2 separate regions of the Mus musculus genome follow, and region 1 is linked to region 2. The links are chromatin loops, found by intact Hi-C in ENCODE. Cell type or tissue: left cerebral cortex. All regions are shown on one strand. Links, peaks and the distances in the headings refer to the core of each region. The heading gives the core; the rest is flanking DNA. Region 1 holds the start of Scin (scinderin). Region 2 overlaps Scin (scinderin).

Region 1 (2,801 bases), core at 247-2,746, 52 kb before region 2:
TACATTTCCAATGCTATCCCAAAATCAATTACATTTCTAAGACTTTATTTCACAACTATAATGGCATTCATAGTAAGGTTTATTTAAGAGAGTCACGATGTTATTTGCAAAATATTAGTACCATAAATGCCTGTGAACTGGAGCAGAGAAAATAAAGGCATTAATTATGTAGAATATTATGTAGTCTATAAACAAGGCAGCTAGGTCTATGACTATGGAGTATTGATATTCTCTTTCTCACACACTTACTCTGTGTGTGTGTATGTGTGTGTGTGTGTGTGTGTGTGTGTGTGTGTGTGTGTCTGTGTGTCTGTGTGCATGCATGTGTGTGTGCTGTTGCCAGGTAAAATGTTATCAGGAGGCATACTTCCCTGGAGTACTTCCTGGAGACTTTATGAATCTCTCCTGATTTTAAGATACACACACGCATACAATAGGGCTGGGGTATGGCTCAGTTAGTAGAGCTTGCTTGAAGTCCTGGGCTTGATCCCTAGCACCAGATAAACTTGGGCTGTGGTAGTATACCCTTGTAACTCATTATCTGAGAGGCAGAATGTTCTAGCTCATCCTCAGCTAAATGTTGAGTTCAAGGTGAGTGTGGGCTACATGTGCTACATGCGAACCTGTCTAACAAACAAACAACAACTCAAAAACAAATCCCACAGCAATATCAATCCTCATGAGATATACGTATACAATACAGATGCAGGTTAGTGTTTAAATCTATCCATACTACATTACGAATATTTTTGTTGATTAACAATGTCTTTTGGAAAATTACAAACTGGCAACCTTTGGGGAAGGGAGTGGGGTAGTTGTGTGAAATGTAAAGGAATTTCTATTGTCATTTTGTTTTGTTTTGGCTTGGTTTTGGTCTTGAAAAAGAATGTCACAATGTAGCACTGGCCAGCCTAGAGCCCTCAAAGTACGTCCTTCCTCAGCGGGGATTACAGGCGAGCACACTGCACTGTTGAACAGATTTTATGCCACTAAATTTTTAAACACTTCAAGCATTGCTTATTTTAAAAAGGTCACTAAAGAGAGCATCTAAGTGTGCCTTTACTATTAATGGCTTGCTAGGGAGTTCTGCAATTTGGGGACCAAGTGGAACAACTCTCTAATGTTTCTAATGTGCAGTTTCTGATTTGCGTTTTCAATAACAGAACTCCTTACCACATCAGTTTCTGAATGCAATGAAGTGAATGCAAATCGTTCTTTAGTGAGCAAAACAAAGAAATATGAGTGAACCAATGAGAAGTGAGTGCCTTAAAATCAGATAATTAAAAATGCAGGTCAGGGGGCTGGTGAGATGGCTCAGTGGGTAAGAGCACCCGACTGCTCTTCCGAAGGTCTGGAGTTCAAATCCCAGCAACCACATGGTGGCTCACAACCATCCGTAACGAGATCTGGCGCCCTCTTCTGGAGTGTCTGAAGACAGCTACAGTGTACTTAGATATAATAAATAAATAAATCTTTAAAAAAAAAAAATGCAGGTCAGTTTAAAATCACAGTCATGGACAGCCCAGTACAGAGCGTCCCTGGAGGGCGGCTGATGTGTTTTTGCAGAGATTTTCTTGGCTAAGGCAGGCAGGTGGCACCTTACCACAGTTCCCAGGCGCCAGGGGACTTGCCGATCTCTGACGCTAGTAGCCAGAGAATTTGTCTGATTTTTATCTTTTCTAGAAAACCTGACGTACCTTTGTACATGGAGTTTCCAAACTTATCTAAAGAGAAACCTTGTGGCCACCAGGAGTGGGAGGCTGTTAGGGAAGCCAACTATGCTCGACTTTTAGAGGACCGCGCATGGGAAAGTGATACAGCCAGTTACTCCGACGTGCTGTGGTCCTCAAAGCCAGACGTGTTTTGCGAGTGGATGATTCTAGTTCTTAATGCTCTTTCTCCTCACCCTGGCATCAGAGGGTGAACACCAGCAGGGAAGGAACTGGGGTGACAGGGACCAGTGTGGACCCGCCCGAGTTGATCCGAGCAAAATCTATCTGTTGCAACGTAAAATAACAATTATAATATTTATTTACATTTTTTTTTTTTTTGGAGGGAGGCATTTACTAGAGTTTTGGTTAACTTGGTCCAAACTGGGATTCAGGTTCCCGCCCGGGTTCGGGCGTGGCTGTTGGCTTCCCTTCCAGCCCCGCCTCCGCTTCTGGCGAGCCGCTTTAAAGCCGGGAGAGCAGGTTCGCGGTCACCGGTCATCGGGCTCTTCCTTGGGCTCAGGGCACGGATCAAGTCCTCGGCTCGCTCGGCCAGCATCGCGGCACCATGGCGCAGGAGCTGCAGCACCCCGAGTTCGCGCGCGCAGGCCAGCAGGCTGGGCTGCAGGTGTGGAGGGTCGAGAAGCTGGAACTGGTACCGGTGCCCCAGGGTGCCTATGGTGACTTTTACGTCGGAGACGCCTACCTGGTGCTGCACACCACCAAGTCCAGCAGGGGCTTCTCCTACCGCCTGCATTTCTGGCTGGGTAAGCAGTGAGCAGCACAGGGCAGCGGTGGGCCCAAGGTCTGTACACCATCCTGTCACCTGGGCGGGCTAGGTGACACACAGCCAGCACCCTCTCCTAACCCCAGGTCAGCTCCTGGCGAGCTGTAAACTCCGGAGATGCGAGTCATCCAGGACTCATCAGTCTTGACCAAACCACTTCTTGGAGGGTCATACTCATTCCTCCGGGGTTTTCCACTTTAACTCAAACCCCAGTGCGTTCCTGGGCGACTGCCTGCCTGTGAGAAACCCGGGTGCTGGCCAAATACTGAGCACCCTCCGGCAAGTTCAGTCCTGGTTTTTCAGGC
Region 2 (2,801 bases), core at 264-2,763:
AAAAACCAAAAAACCCAAAAAACAAAAACAAAACAAAACAAAACAACAAACCAAACCCCCCCCCCCCAAAAATCAAGCAAAAACAAAAACAAAGTTACTGTTTGTTATATTTTGATATAGTACACCTGATAAAAACGTTTCCTTTGTGGAATAAAACATTTTGTGGGCTTTTTCTTATAAATTCTTGGTAAGATTGTAAAATCTTCATCTTCCTTAGAATATCCTTTTAGTGCAAAAAGGGCTTTCTTTGTTCCAGGAAGGTGAACTCTCAAATCAGTCAGCTTGAAGGAAACAGGGTAGAGCCAGCCTTGGGTCAGGTGCTGGCTGACCTAGCGCCCAGTGGCTCCTGCTGTGAATGACTGGGTATGGTGCATTTCTCTGAGGCGTTGTTTTCTGAAAGGGAGGGAAGAAGGTATGGAAAGACACGGGAGGAAGTGGTTTTATTCAAGGTGATTATTCAAGTTTCTTCCAGCGACAGAATTTTGAATTTACTCTCATGAAAGCAACAAAAGTCACACAACACAGCAGAGGAAACTGAAGGCAAGAGTCTCCAAATGTCTTTCTCTTTCTCTTACAACTTTCTAAGGAAGTGATTTGGAGCAGATAGTATCTACCTGAACAACTTAGTGACTTTCTTCTTTTCAACAGGAAGAAACTGTACTTGGTGGCTTTTAGGGAACTTCCTTCTCCTTTTCCTCTTTCTCCTCCCCCTTCCCCTCCTTCTCTTCCTCCTCCTCCTCCTCCTCCTCCTCCTCCTCCTCCTCCTCCTCCTCCTCCTCCTTCTCCTCCTCCTCCTCCTCCTCCGCCTCTTCTTCTTTTGAGACAGGGTTTCTCTATGGTCTATGTCGTCCTGGATATCCTGACACTCACTACGCAGGCCAGAGTGACTTTGAACTTAGAGAGTTTCCTGACTGCCTCCTGAGTGCCAGGATTAAAGGCATGCACCACCACACCTGGCTCCTTTCAGGAACCAAGTTCATTGCTCTGAATGAAGATAGATTATTAATTTGTGTAACATTAACTTCCTTTTTATAATGATGACGTGGCTTCTTTTCTTCTTAGGTGATAAAGGAAAATGTGATTATCATATCTGCTAAATACTGATAATTTTAACACAATTCTCCCAGAGATTGTTAACTAAATAGTGTGGTTTCATTACTCTTTACAGTCTAACAAATGTCACTTATTCCCCACAATCAATCAAACCTCTTTTCTCTCTCGGACAGCATTATGTATGAAAGAAATAGTTTAACATAGGGAAATATTAATCTTAAACCACAGCTCCCTCTAGTGGAGATGTAGTATAGTGTACAATGTGGGGCCAATAAGATTGGAAAGCCAAATCACTGTGGGCACTTTCTGAATATATAGAGTGCAAACTTCCCTTGTTGATGCAAAACTGGGCTACTGATTGGAGTTGGGTCTGGAACCTTCATATTTAACAAATAAGCAGCTGATCCGCTGGCAACCCACAAGCTGACCTTTGGAAACCAGTGCATTGAGATGGTGCATAAAAATCACCTTCAACTTTGTATGACCACCTTCAAAATTTCCTTAAAAGCTCCATCTCCATTGTGACGGAAAACAATTGACCTTGATAGTCGATCAACATAGAGCTAAATTTCTGGACTTAGATTGAAAACTATTTGCAGCCATTAGCTACACTGTACAGACGCTTTCTCCAGGGTACTGACTGCCGTTTGATAAGGACCCAGTGACTGAAGTTAAACAAACTTACACTCAGCCTTTTGTGTGCATATAAGGAGTGTAGGATTGTCACCTGCTTGAAAAGTTTGCTCTAAATTTTAAAATAAATGATTATGGAATAAAGAACTCAAAGAATTTAGTAAACAGTAGCATTGTGATAGCCCTTACACAGTACGATTATAACCATGATTTTCTGATGTATTACAGACAGTGTCAAAGTTTAACCTTCCATTAGCAGTTTTCTGCCTTTAAAGATCTTTCTACAAAAGTGCTTGGGGTGCAATTGGGCCCAGGGATGCTTTGCCTCTGTCTTGAATCAGCTCTGCTATATAAACTCTGTGAGGCTCATGTTCTCGAAGCATAGTCTCCCTACATCTGCAGAGTGTGTAACTAACACTGTAACGCAATTTTAGAGTGATTCTTCCCAAAATGAAATCATGGAGTTCAAGTCTTTTCTGTTAGGTTTCAGATGCAAGTGGGTCCATGAAAGTAACACTGGTGGCTGAAGAAAACCCGTTCTCCATGGGAATGTTGCTTTCTGAAGAATGCTTCATTTTGGACCATGGTGCTGCAAAACAAATTTTTGTATGGAAAGGTAAGAGATGCCATTTCTATGGTTGAGGTATTTCAGATCTGATGTTCTCTTCCTAGGAGGTGAAAGAAAACATCCTGATTTTAAAGAAAAGCATCTCTCCTGAGAAATGGTTTGTAAGTCTCTCAGCTGGTGCAGCTGGTAGGCGAATGTTTGGAACCATTCAGCAAGGGTTAGGGAGCTAAGGAAAGCATTTGAAGCAGGGCGGTGGTGGGTCATGGCGCACGCCTTTAATCCCAGCACTTGGGAGACAGAGGCAGGTGGATTTCTGAGTTTGGGGCAAACCTGGTCTACAAAGTGAGTGCTAGGACAGCCAGGGCTACACAGAGAAAACCCTGTCTCAGGGTGGGGGGTGGGGGGGGGAAGTATTCGAGCATCAGAAATATACATTGTCAAATATACTGTCAATTACTGTGATAGTAAATGCATTTAATATGTCAGGGAATGTTGCCATTCTCCCATTGCTATATTCAAATTAAATTATTTCGGTATGCAGGGACTA

What was found. A loop is a pair of places that touch in the nucleus more often than their neighbours do. Peaks named below come from ENCODE experiments on the same cell type or tissue, not always from the same donor. Only the 100,000 strongest peaks of a DNase experiment are listed, where the experiment ranks them.
Region 1: it touches region 2 in a loop (4-fold over the local background); 2 of 42 quality-filtered maps call a loop at or near these places.

What each region holds. Positions count from the first base shown.
Region 1 is chr12:40,133,585-40,136,385 of GRCm38, reverse strand. Scin (scinderin) reads left to right here and starts at 2,158. Exons shown (of 16, transcript NM_001146196.1): 1 at 2,158-2,476. The coding sequence starts at 2,278. In left cerebral cortex, for the core only: CTCF peaks have their summits at 1,275 and 1,475; no DNase peak of the experiment used is centred there; H3K4me3 peaks cover 762 bases.
Region 2 is chr12:40,081,143-40,083,943 of GRCm38, reverse strand. Scin (scinderin) reads left to right here. Exons shown (of 16, transcript NM_001146196.1): 6 at 2,170-2,302. Among named protein-coding and RNA genes, the nearest start is that of Arl4aos, 44 kb to the right of the region's middle. In left cerebral cortex, for the core only: a CTCF peak has its summit at 1,287 (motif pointing left); a DNase peak (open chromatin) is centred at 1,314.